Linked DNA regions of Mus musculus: regions 1 and 2 are each linked to region 3. Evidence: chromatin loops called from intact Hi-C (ENCODE). Cell type or tissue: heart. All regions are shown on one strand.

Evidence for each region. A loop is a pair of places that touch in the nucleus more often than their neighbours do. Peaks named below come from ENCODE experiments on the same cell type or tissue, not always from the same donor. Only the 100,000 strongest peaks of a DNase experiment are listed, where the experiment ranks them.
Region 1: it touches region 3 in a loop (3-fold over the local background); 5 of 42 quality-filtered maps call a loop at or near these places.
Region 2: a loop joins it to region 3, with 2.3 times the contacts of the local background. A loop is called at or near these places in 3 of 42 quality-filtered maps.

The regions. Positions count from the first base shown.
Region 1 is chr17:28,405,605-28,409,604 of GRCm38, forward strand. It overlaps Fkbp5 (FK506 binding protein 5), which reads right to left. Exons shown (of 11, transcript NM_010220.4): 9 at 481-666. Among named protein-coding and RNA genes, the nearest start is that of Gm22146, 39 kb to the right of the region's middle. In heart, a CTCF peak has its summit at 1,975 (motif pointing right); a DNase peak (open chromatin) is centred at 1,987.
Region 2 is chr17:28,427,028-28,431,027 of GRCm38, forward strand. It overlaps Fkbp5 (FK506 binding protein 5), which reads right to left. Exons shown (of 11, transcript NM_010220.4): 4 at 2,194-2,336; 5 at 1,325-1,439. Among named protein-coding and RNA genes, the nearest start is that of Gm22146, 17 kb to the right of the region's middle. In heart, no CTCF peak of the experiment used is centred here; DNase peaks (open chromatin) are centred at 1,664 and 2,024.
Region 3 is chr17:28,483,541-28,487,540 of GRCm38, forward strand. It overlaps Fkbp5 (FK506 binding protein 5), which reads right to left and starts at 2,609. Exons shown (of 11, transcript NM_010220.4): 1 at 2,412-2,609. In heart, CTCF peaks have their summits at 2,123 and 3,698 (motif pointing right); DNase peaks (open chromatin) are centred at 1,461, 2,061 and 2,631; H3K4me3 peaks cover 2,147 bases; H3K27ac peaks cover 1,918 bases.

The DNA of each region.
Region 1 (4,000 bases), 78 kb before region 3:
TAACCATGGTGGTAAATGCTCTGAATAAGAATGTCTCCCCCCCCCCCCAGGCTTATATATTTGAATACATCATCACCAGGGAATGGAATTGTTTCAAAGGATTAGAAGGATTAGAAATTAGGAAGTGTGGCTTGTTGGAGGAAGTGTGTCACTGGGGGTAGGCTGTATGGCTCAGTGGTAAAGTGTTTGCCTAGCATGCACAGTGCCCTGGGTTCAATCCCCAGCCTTGCAAACAAAACAATAAAGAGGGAACCTCAAGGCTCTTTGTCTCCTCTCCCACAAAGGACCAGGGTAAGGAAGACCACAGATGAAGACTCTTATCAATTCTGTTAATGGCTTTATGTAAAATGCAGGATAAAAGTAGTGCACAAAAAGCCCCATCCTTTATGGCGTCCCAGCTCATGCTGACCATAGAGGAACAGCCTGAAGGGGGCAGAGGTGCCACACAGATAAACGGAGAGTGAAGTACGGCTCACCCACCTTGTCGCAGCACTCCACGGCTTTGTTGTACTCTCGGAGCTTCAGGTAGCACATGGCCAGGTTCAGGAAGGCTGCGAGGAGGAACGACTCTGAGGCTTTGGACTCCTTCTCTGACAGGCCGTATTCCATCTCCAGCCAGGACACTATCTTCCTGTACTGAATCACGGCCTGCGTGTACTTGCCTCCCTAGGAGAAAAAAGCCCCCAACAACTTGTATCCATCTGGAAAGGATGCAGTGAAGTGTGAGCGTGGCCTGCCCTAGCCGAGTGCTCACACGGAATAGTTCTGCATGTCAGCCCCACTCTATCTCCTGTCCCTCCCTAGTTCTGCGGAAGCTCTGCTGGCCTGTGAGGTGGCCTGGACCAGGGTAATGCCACCGCATGGCTGCTTCAGTGTTCTTTCAGCCTGGCAGCAGGAGGTTACACTGTTTGGAACCAACATTCCTCAGTCTTTCAAAAGGATGGTGAGCCATTTGGCTTATGGAAGAGGAGGTGACTTTCCTCTTTTCTCTTGGCATTCAGCACTGATAGTAAATACTGCAATATGGTAACTGGCAGTCCCCACACAGCAGGCCTGTCTAAAGCAGATTGTGCAAACGCTCGGCTCTCAGTAGCAGTGAAAGCAGAGGCAGCACGGCAGAGCTGCAGTGCCGGGGCTCTACCCCGGCACCATGTGATTGTTAAGAGTGGGTGGGCCAGAATGCCCTGTGCTGACCACGGCCATTGATAGCACACAGTGTACATAACCCTAAAGAGCAAGCTTACCGTGTGAGAGACTGTCCTGCTCTTGTCTGGTCTAGCAGCCTCCTCCGCCGTACCAAGGCCTCATGCATACTAAGCAAGCACCATCCCTGCTCTATTTCTAGGCTGATGTTTTTATTTCACACAGAAAAGGCCTTGCTAAATTGACAAGTCTAGTGCCAAACTCAGTCTTCCTGCCTCAGCTCCCAGGCAGTGCTTCTCAGCCTTCCTAACGCTATGACCCCCTTTCTCATAACCATAAAACTCCCAACCATGAAACGTTTTCTGTTGCTACTTCATAACTGTAATTTTGCTACTGTTATGAATCAGAACGTAGACACCTGATATCTGATATGTGACCCCTGTGAGGCGCTGTTTCAGAGTAACCAGACTCTAGATATGGTCCTGCTTACTACTGAGTTCTGAGAGTTGTAAACACTGAATGTTGTACATAGCACATGCCCTAAACAACAAACTGTGGGGTGGAGACAGCGTGCTGACTACTGTAGGTACAGCTGCACCACGGAATGGCAGCTTGTAACAACACGAGTAAACCTGGAATATAGGTGACAGTTCTTTTCTGCACAGTAATTACAAGCTTGAATACAGAGGACCCTTCCTGTACGACTGTACAAGGGATGGCAGACCTGACTGCACTCGGGAGAGGGAGCCATGACGATGTAGAGCTCTTCCTACAACACTCCAGCTCTCAAGCACAATCAGCCAGCCGCGGCCACACTTCCTTCCCAAGGAGCACTAGGGGGCGCAAGATGCCCGCACACAGCAGAGCGTCCTTAGCCTTCCTTTGTGCAGTGACAGTGCTACAGTGCCTGACAGTAACTTTCAGAACCGGATGAGGACAGTGCTTTCTGTGTCTCTGCATGAGTGTTCAGAGGTTGAAAGGAAGTTTCAACATCAGTCTAAATACCACATTCAGTCCCTCTCTGCCCACAGCTGAAACTGGCCTGGCAGGTGAATAGATCATGCAGATATTAAGGGACATAGAACTGTAGTCCAGCCCATCCCTACAGTCACCCACACTCTGCACATGGCACACATCACGTCAGATACTCTGGGAAGATGACGCTGGCCAGAGCAGCACAGCCAAAAGAAAGGCTCCTTAAACTTTGAAGGGAGAAGGGACAAGCAGACAGAAGGCAGTCCTCCAGCCTCTGAAGCAGACAGCCTGACTGGGGGGGTGGGGGGGTGGGGCGGCGGTGGGCGGTGCCTTGCTCCTCACCTAGAATGAGGAAGGAGCCTCCAGGAAGTGCTTGGTGAGACAAAATGTTCAGAGACATTCTGGGGTAAGTCTTAGGTCAGTGATTTTGAACCTTTCATTAATTTTTTTCCCCCCAACAGACTGATGTTTTGAAAGATCCTGTCTATCAGATTACATGTTAAAAATAATGTGTTCCGTATGTGTGACTAGTGATCCAGATTTTATCCAGATTGGTCATTTTAGGAAGATTTGAAACATGTTGAAATATACTTATCACCCCTGAAAGGCTCCCTGCAACACAGGTGATTGGCCTCAATGACATGGAAGGGACAGCTCCATTTCCAGATCCCTGCTCAGGGCTCCTATCGCCATCTGCTTGGCTGCCCATGAGTCATACGTTAGTTTATAACTTTGTTACAAATACACACTGTCTCTGCCAGTGTTTCTTTTGAGGTGACTATGGCCCCATAGTTCTGCAGTTGTCCCACATGGTGTTCTTGTTCCAACCCCCTAATGTAAGTCAGTAGTAGATGTGACAGCATTTCTCAGTACAGAGGCTCATGAAGAGTAGCCTCAGGTCTCTGCTTTATAGTGCTATAAAAAACAAAACAAAACAAAACAAAACAAAACCCAGGGGCTGGTGAGATGGCTCAGTGGATTAGAGCACCCGACTGCTCTTCCGAAGGTCCAGAGTTCAAAAGGTCTGAAGTTCAAATCCCAGCAACCACATGGTGGCTCACAACCATCCGTAATGAGATCTGACTCCCTCTTCTGGAGTGTCTGAAGATAGCTACAGTGTACTTACATATAAATAAAATCTTAAAAAAAAAAAAAAACCCAAACAACAAACAAAAACCCCAATAATTGTGTTTAAAGACTGCTGGTAAAAGAAAGAAAAAGCAAAGAAAACTTGGGTTCCCTCCAAGTCCTTTTTTTTTTTTTTTTGAGGCAGGGCTTCACTGTGTTGCCCTAGTTGTTTGGAATTTGCTCTGTAGGCCAGGCTAGCCTCAAACTCACATACATACACTTGCCTCCAGAGCCCTGTGCTTAAAGGTGTGCCAACAAAGCTGGCTTCTGGCTTGGGTCTCCACACTACAAGGCAGAGACAGGAGTCAGCCACTTGCACAGCATCACTTGGCCCAGCAGAAGACTGCCCGCTCTGAACACTCATCGAGAAGCCCTTCACTTGATGTGGAGACAGCAGGAATTTGGAAGTGGGCTGGCAAGCAATGGGCACAGCACTCCGAAATTTCACTTAATGAGTGTGGGTGTCAGCCCTGGGGGATAAAGCACTGGTTCCTGGGTCCTGAGGAGACAGGGCTCTGGAGAGGCAGTAATTCCCTGGGGCAGCTGTAAGTGACATCTTATCACTGTGGCCACAAGGCTCAGTGTTTTCTCCTCATCAGGTTCTTGGGAGGGCCGAGCCTGGTCATCCATGCCGGTCTGCAGGGCCTTTTTGGTACCCAGCCAGTATCATTTTTTTTTTTTTTTTAGATTTATTTATTATTATATGTAAGTACACTGTAGCTGACTTCAGACGCACCAGAAGAGGGCATCAGAT
Region 2 (4,000 bases), 57 kb before region 3:
AATGAGAAAGTTACCACCAATCACACAGCACAGTGATAACTGCTGTCCAGAGACCTCACTAGTGCATTGTGGACGCAGTGCATTGTGGACGCTGTGGAGAGGCTGGGGGCTTCCCAGCATTCCGTTTCTGAAGCACTCAGCACTCACAACAAAGAATAACTTGACAAAAGAGAAGCATGGGAGGCTCTACCCTAGCCCTCAGTCACCAGTGCCAAGTCACCACATGCCTCTTGACAGGGATGGTGATGATGGTGGTGATGATGATAATGATGAGCTAAAGAGGGCATAGCGCCACGCACAGGGCATTTTCTAATAGCTCAATCTAGTCCCTGTGGGCATAAGACAACAACTATGGGATTCTCTAGCAAATGGAAAGTTGTCTTCAAAAATGTCAAAGTTGCTGGGCGATGGTGGCACACGCCTTTAATCCCAGCACTCGGGAGGCAGAGGCAGCAGATTTCTGAGTTTGAGGCCAGCCTGGTCTACAGGACAGCCAGGGCTACACAGAGAAACCCTGTCTCGAAAAACAAACAAACAAACAAACAAAAACAAAAAAGTGTCAAAGTCACAGGAAACAAAGATGGAAGACTAATTCATTGGAATAGAATAAAGCCATGAGGGCTAAATGCAGCTCCAGGTTTTGAATTTGTATCCAGACTAGAAAAGAAGTTAGTATGGTAACGAGAGTGGGACAGGGGATGGCCCTATTAACTTCCTGGTCTCAACAAATGCCCTGTCTCAAAAACTAAATCAAAACAAAACAAGTTGTTATGAATCACTGACTCTGGAGGAGTTCCCACAGCACAGGAAAAACCCTGGTGTATAGATTTGAATTTTTCATAATAAACGATGAAAACATGTTATGAGTAAGCTTTTAAGTGGCTGTGTCACAGCTGTCTCTAGCCTTTTCGACTTTCATAAGCACGACTCCCAATGTGGGTTTTTGGGGCTCGCAGAGCCTTTGAGACCAAGAAGCCCAGCACAGCCTCAGTCTTGGAAGAAGTGAGGGCGCAGGAGAGGCCCAGAGGTGCAGAGCCAGCCTTAGATCCCAATTTCCTGTTCCTGGTTGAGAGCTTCTTTGTTTAGAACCAATCCTGAATGACATGTTACCTATAACACTGCAAGAAGAAAATAACTAAACCCAAACTAGACTTGTGTAATAAAATATTGGTCTAAATATTATATACATGCTAAAATCAAGAAAATCATTCTAGTTGTTTTAGATAGATTTTCTTCTTCTTATAGACAGTTTAATGACTTTTTCTCTTAGAAGCATGTCTCCTTCCTCAGGGAAGGCTGGCTCCCGGCAGTACTCACTACTCACCTTTTACCGTTGCTCCTTCGTTTGGGTTTGAGTATCCCTCGCCTTTCCGTTTGATTCTACGGATAACGCCTGAATCTTCAAATAAATCCTCACCTTTGAAATCAAGGAGCTCAATCTAGAATGCAAAGATGAAAGCCAGTTTAACAGTTATTTTTATAAAACTTTAAGCTACATCTTTATCTATACAGCTTAGATAAGAGTAACGTGGGACATGAGAGCGATGTACTCTGCAGTTCTTGGAAGGAACTCCGTGTAATGACACCGTCTAGGACTGCATCCTGTGGGACTGCCGTGCAAAGACAGACAGGAAATAGTAGGACAACTGCCTTGTGGGCAAAAGGCCAGGAGGACAAGGTGCTGGCGCAAAACAGTCTTGGCTGACTCTGAGGACAACCGCTTCCCACCCCAGACTTGTGACCTTGCCACCTTAAGATTTAAGAAACTGGCCTTCAACTGACTTGAGAAGTGCTTTCACCGTGTTAGATAAAGATCCAGTTTGGCCAATTATGTGTAATTAATTCAGCGCAGTAAACAATGGACCACGACTCACAGCTCCTGATGGATATGAGGAGACAGTCGGAAACCTTCACAACTTTACACTCCCCACCACCATTTCCAGCCTGTCAGGATGCATATGACTTACTTCCTCTACTGACCAGAACTTTTACTTCCACATCTGTGACTTTTGTTTGTTTGGATATGCCCACTTTGTGCCAGACACATTTCTAAGAAAGCACTGGCACACCCCCTGGATGTGTGGGAAACAATTCAAGAAGCCAAGCTCCAAAATAAATAAGCTGGAGCAGGCTGCCAGCGGCCAGCGCAGCTCCGTGTCATGGCCGCACATGCACAGCACTACACATACTTGCCTCAAAAAAGAGAGTTGCATTTGATGGAATTTTTTGGAGGTGGCCAGCCGAGCCATAAGCATATTCTGGTTTACATAATAAATGGCAGATCTCGCCTTTCTTCATAGTAGACACCCCAATGTCCCAGGCTTTGATAACCTGGCCTAAGAGAAAACAAGAAAACAAAAACAAAAACCAAATCTGTCAAAGAAAATCTTCAAACAAACCCCAGATCTGCCAAATCATAAGAACTGTAACATTTGGGAAGTTTCCTTTCTTGCCAACTTGAGAAACTCAGCTTTACTGCTCTCTTATGGACCTGTAGCAGGCAACCTGTTCAGTGTCAATATTTACAAGTCTTTGTTCTGAAAGTTTAAGACAGCCTCATAATGCAGCACAAGGTGGCCTAGAACTCTGAATTCTGGCAGATGGTGTCTGGGTCTAGGACTCCTGGATGACAGACAGGTGTGTGCACCATGCTTGAGTAATACTCTTATCATGTGCAGCATGAACTATGTCTCATTTAGGGGCTGGAGACATGGCTCAGCGGTGGAGAGCACTGGCCACTCTTCCCAAGGACCCAGGTTCAGTTCCCAGCAACCACCTGGCAGTTCACAGCTGTCTGTAACTTCAGTTCTAGGGGACTGATCCCAGCACTTGGGAGGCAGAGGTGGGTAGATCAAGGCCAGCCTGGTCCATACAGAGTGCCAAGACAGCCAGGACTACATAGTGAGACCCTGTCTTGAAAAACCTAAACAAAACAATACAAACCAACACCTCAATATATGGCAGCATATTATCATTCAATTCTGAACTCCTTTTTATTTAATAGCTTCACTTTCTTTCTTGATTACTAAAGGGAGGATTATGCACTGTAGGGGTTCAAAGTACCAGATTCCAACCTTAGGTTTGCTTTGCAAACCTGTGCAAGTTTAATCTGTTTCCTGACCCAGACAACATAATAACAGCCCCCACCCCAAATGCATGGCACAGTATATACACACAAAGAGTCTGGTATTTAGTAAAGAATAAATTATTTAGTAAAATAAAGAAAAGCTGCTGCCCTCACATTCACCACCACATATAACTCCCTCTCTTTTGGCCTTTTGAGATAAGGTCTTATTACACAGTCCAGCTAGTCTCAACTCGTAATCTTCTACCTCATCTTAAGAAATGAGCCGGGGCTGTGAGATGGCTCAGTGGGTAAGAGCACTGACTGTTCTTCTAAAGGTCATGAGTTCAAATCCCAGCAACCACATGGTGGCTCACAACCACCCGTAATGAGATCTGATGCCCTCTTCTAGTACATCTGGGGACAGACTTATTTATAATAATAAATAAATCTTTTAAAAAAAAATGAGCCAGCGCTCCTCTGTCTCACTCCTGTGTGATTAATGTATGACCTGTGTATGACGTGTGCCTGTGCCCTGGTGCACATGTGGAGGTCACCAGAAGACAACTTGGTAGAGTTGGTTTCTCCTTCCATCTTCACATGGCTCCAGGGGTCATGGCTGAGGTCACCCAGCCACCTTACCAGCCCCATCTATCTGACTCTTCTTTTAAAATGGACTACTTTACTTATTGTATGTGTGCATGTGAAAGTCACAAGAACTGGTAGGAAATGATACTGTAATATAAAAGTACACCCTTCTCTTGTCCCTTCCAGGAGCCTGCAGTGCACAAGTGCTGCTACAGAAGGGCCTGGCATTGTTACTGCTGTCATTATTGAGACAATCTTATGTGCTCCAAGGCTGACCTCCAACTCCTCTGTCACCAAGGCTAACCCTGGACCTCCTTCTCCTTTGCTCTCCCCTGTCTCCCCCTCTAG
Region 3 (4,000 bases):
ACTAAGCCACCTGAATTTCAAGTCCAGGACTTACACAGGGCAAGAAGAAAACAAAACTCCAAAGTTGTCCTCTGACAACCACACCAGTGCCAAGTACTCTCACAAATGACAGATCGATCTATCACAGACGATAGATAGATGGATATAAAAACTAAAAAGTAAATAGAGAAACATCCTTTTGTGAAATGTTGGAATGACAAAAGCCCCCACTGATGAACTTTTGTTTTAAAACAACTTGCAGAAAATATTCCTAAATTAATTTTAAATGATCTCAAGTGGCTGGACAGTGGTGGCGCGTGCTTTTAATCCCAAGCACCGGGAGGCAGAGGCAGTTGGATCTCTGAGTTCGGAGGCCAGCCTGGTCTACAGAGTTCCATGACAGCCAGAGCTACACAGAGAAACCCTGTCTCAAAATCAATCAATCAATCAATCAATCTCAAGTGGTCCCAACTCATAGCTAGCTCAAACTAGCTAGATGAATAAAATGATTGTTCAATCAATTAGTGTAATTAAATAAAAACGAACTGTGCTCTGAAGTTCAACATTTCTGAAGTATAGATTACACCCAAGGCAGTTACCACACAAGACATATCAGAAGACAAAGGGGAAGAAAGCTAAAAACACTCAGTGCTGCTAACAAACCAGTGTCATTATTAACCTTTGCATTTAAAAATAGGTAAACCGGGCGTGGTGGGGCCCGCCTTTAATCCCAGCACTTGGGAGGCAGAGGCAGGCGGATTTCTGAGTTCGAGGCCAGCCTGGTCTAGTTCCAGAACAGCCAGGGCTACACAGAAAAACCCTGTCTCGAAAAATAAATAAATAAATAAATAAATAAATAAATATAGTTAAAATACACCATTTCTGTAGCACTCCAAAGCGAAAGCTGTGTGGAGAGTATTAGGTTACAGAAATTTATACGTGCTTTAATTGAATAGTAAACTCCCAATAACAAAGGAATAAAACTTTGATGTTTCAACTATCAAACAAAAAAAAAATACCCCCCCCAAAAAGTCAGGCAAATGAGGATCAGCTGGGAGAGTAACAGAAAACGGTTAAGTAAGATTTTTTTCCAAGTCATTTCTTGAATTGATTCAGACACCAAGAGGAAAAGCTATAATTTTTAACAACATATAAAGCTAACAGCAAGAAGTGGGGAGGAAAAGACAAAATGCTTAACCCAAACACACCTTAACTTTTCCCTTGTCCACAGCCCTAAGAAAATGGGATGACAATAGAAATAAACACTCTCTCCTTCCCCTAAAGGAAGCAAAGAAAGTGCCTATTCAACGCCCTGGTCCGCTGGAAAACACACTCCTGAAAGAAGAAGAAGGGAAAAAAAAAAAAAAAAAAATCCCCAAACCACCAGCTCCCAACTGCCGCATGCAGAATTTACTGAATGGCGGCCAAGCGCTGTACACCCTGTCCCGAGCCCCGCCGAGGGCTGTCCCAAGTTCTGCACGCTCTGCTTACGATCTGTACCTTCCAACGCTTTCGCCATGGCTGCAGACACCAATTATTTAAAAAATGAGGCGCAAGCGCTCCACCTGGCTCATCCACAGACGAAGATGAGGAGGAGGAAGATGGTCATAATGCAACGTGCTCCCTTAGATTCATCCCACACACACACACAAAATGCTGGGTTTGGAGTCAAGGACTATGGCCGGAACAGGAGTGGTGATGCCGCTGGGGCGAAGGGAATGAAGATTCCTAAAATAACTTTTATTTCCTTAGTATTATTGAGAGCGGGGGTGAGAGATGAGAATGTGTATCGGAGCCAGTGGTGTTTGTGCTGTGTACACAGGGAGGTCAGAGGACAACTCGCGGTTGGAGTCGGTTCCCCTACTACCATGTCGGTTCCCGGGATCGAACCCAGGTCGTCACGCTTGGCTGCAAGCGGCTGTACCCGCTCAGCCACCTCCGAGACAACTTTTAATTAGCCCTTCCTCCTCAGTACCTCCGAGACCCTCCGGTCACCTGCCTGCCCGGTGCGAGCCGGCTCGGGAGCGGCAGGTGAGGGCGGTGCCCGGCCGGCACGCCCATCGCGCGGCCCCGCGGACGCGGCGGAGCACTCCGTTATCCGCGGGGCTTGCAGGGCTCCGGAAGGCCAAGTTTCCTCCGCGTCCGGAGGGCGGCGTGGCGGAGCGACACGGGGCTCCCCGGACCTGTGGGCTGCGCGGGAAACAAAAGCCGCGCGCGGGCGAGCGAGCCGCCGCCGCCGCGCTGAGGGAGACGCTGGAGAAGAGCGCCGGCCGCTCCACCTCCCACGCGGGGCCCAGGCCTCCCGCGCGTCCCGTCCACGCCATCCCGGGGAAGCCGCGCGAGGGGCGGCAGAAGCGGGACCGCGAGCACGGGGCTGGCTCCGGGGTCCGCCGCGTGCGCGCGCCCCATTCCCGCGGCCATGGCGCCCGTACCTGTCGCCGCGTCCGCCGCCGCCGCGTCCCTCGCTCCGCGTCTCTCCGCCGCCGCGCGCGCCGCTCAGCCCGCCCAGCAGGCCGCCGCTCCGTCCGCACGCTCGGTCGCTCAGCCGCGCGCCGGACACCGCCGCCGGAGACTGGCAGCGCCCGCAAGCCGGCTAGTGCGCCGGGCAGCGCCCGCCGTCGTCCCGCCCCCGCCGGCCGCAGGACCCACCTCCCATAGGGCCACGGGGCTGCCAATCCGCCCCCAAAAGGCGCGCGGGCTGTCGCTCCGCCCGTCCCGATTGGTGGCCGTGCACTGCCTATGCAAATGAGGCTCCGCCCCGTTCGTTTGCATCTCCGCCTCTTCACCGCTGCCCACGTGTCTGGCCCTTGCCCTTTGTGGGGGCCGGAGAAGAGGGATGGAGGAAGCTGACTGACACCTCGCCTCGTCGTCCACTGCCTCCAGACTAAATACTGACCAGACAAGCGTCTGCCTTGCCTGTCTGTCCACCCAGCCTGCCCTTCACGAGCTGCAGAGGTCGGGCCATGCTGACCCCGGAAAATAACCTCCTGAACTTGAAGATGCTCCTTAGAGACTGGGAAAATGCGATGTAGCACCTAGCACCTCTCTCTCTGGACACCCAGTGGGCGTGAAGATGTCGCTTTCCCTTGAGGTTTCTGCCTCTCCAACACAGCAAGCAGCCCAGGTGATGAGGTCAAAAAGGAACCCAAAGGATGGCTGTTGAGCTAGGTCAGCTTCGAGATGGCACCCCCTCGCCACGTCTGGGTGACTCCTATAGACGCTCAGGAGCTGCACCTGGGGACTTGAACTCTAACTGTTCGGTTTTTAAGAAGATTCTTAGAAGAACGTTTATGATGAGTGTTTCGCCTGCTGGGTGTGTGTGTGTGTGTGTGTGTGTGTGTGTGTGTGTGTGTGTGTGTGTTTACTATGTGAGTGCAGTACCCAACAGAGGTCAGAAGAGGGCATCGAATCCCCTGTCACTGGAGTTGGAAGCATCCTGTGCTCTCCCAGCCTCTGGGAGAACAACCAGTGAGAGCAACTGCTCATAACAGCTAGGGAATCTCTCCAGACCCCCGGTTGGTTGGTTGGTTTGTTTGTTTGTTTGTTTGTTTTTTGAGGGGAGGAGAAACTATAAAAGTCCCAATTACCTATGGAATATTTTGTAGCCACAGGAAAATTCCATGTTTCCTGGTTCCATGTCTGCTTTTATTTTAGTTTTGGTTTTTTGTTTTGTTTTTTAAGATTTATTTATTTATTATTATATCTAAGTACACTGTAGCTATCTTCAGACACACCAGAAGAGGGCATCAGATCTCATTACAGATGGTTGTGAGCCACCATGTGTTTGCTGGGATTTGAACTCAGGACCTCTGGAAAAGCAGTCAGTGCTCTTACCCGCTGAGCCTTCTCTCCAGCCCCTAGTTTTGGTTTCTTTTGTCTTGTCTCACTTTAGAACTTATGAAGATACATGTCACCTTGTATGGTGATATATATCAATGTCCATATAACACATATGATATATATCAATGTCTATCACCCACATGGTGGTATGGTCATTCCTTCCCTATCCTCAAAGACCTCT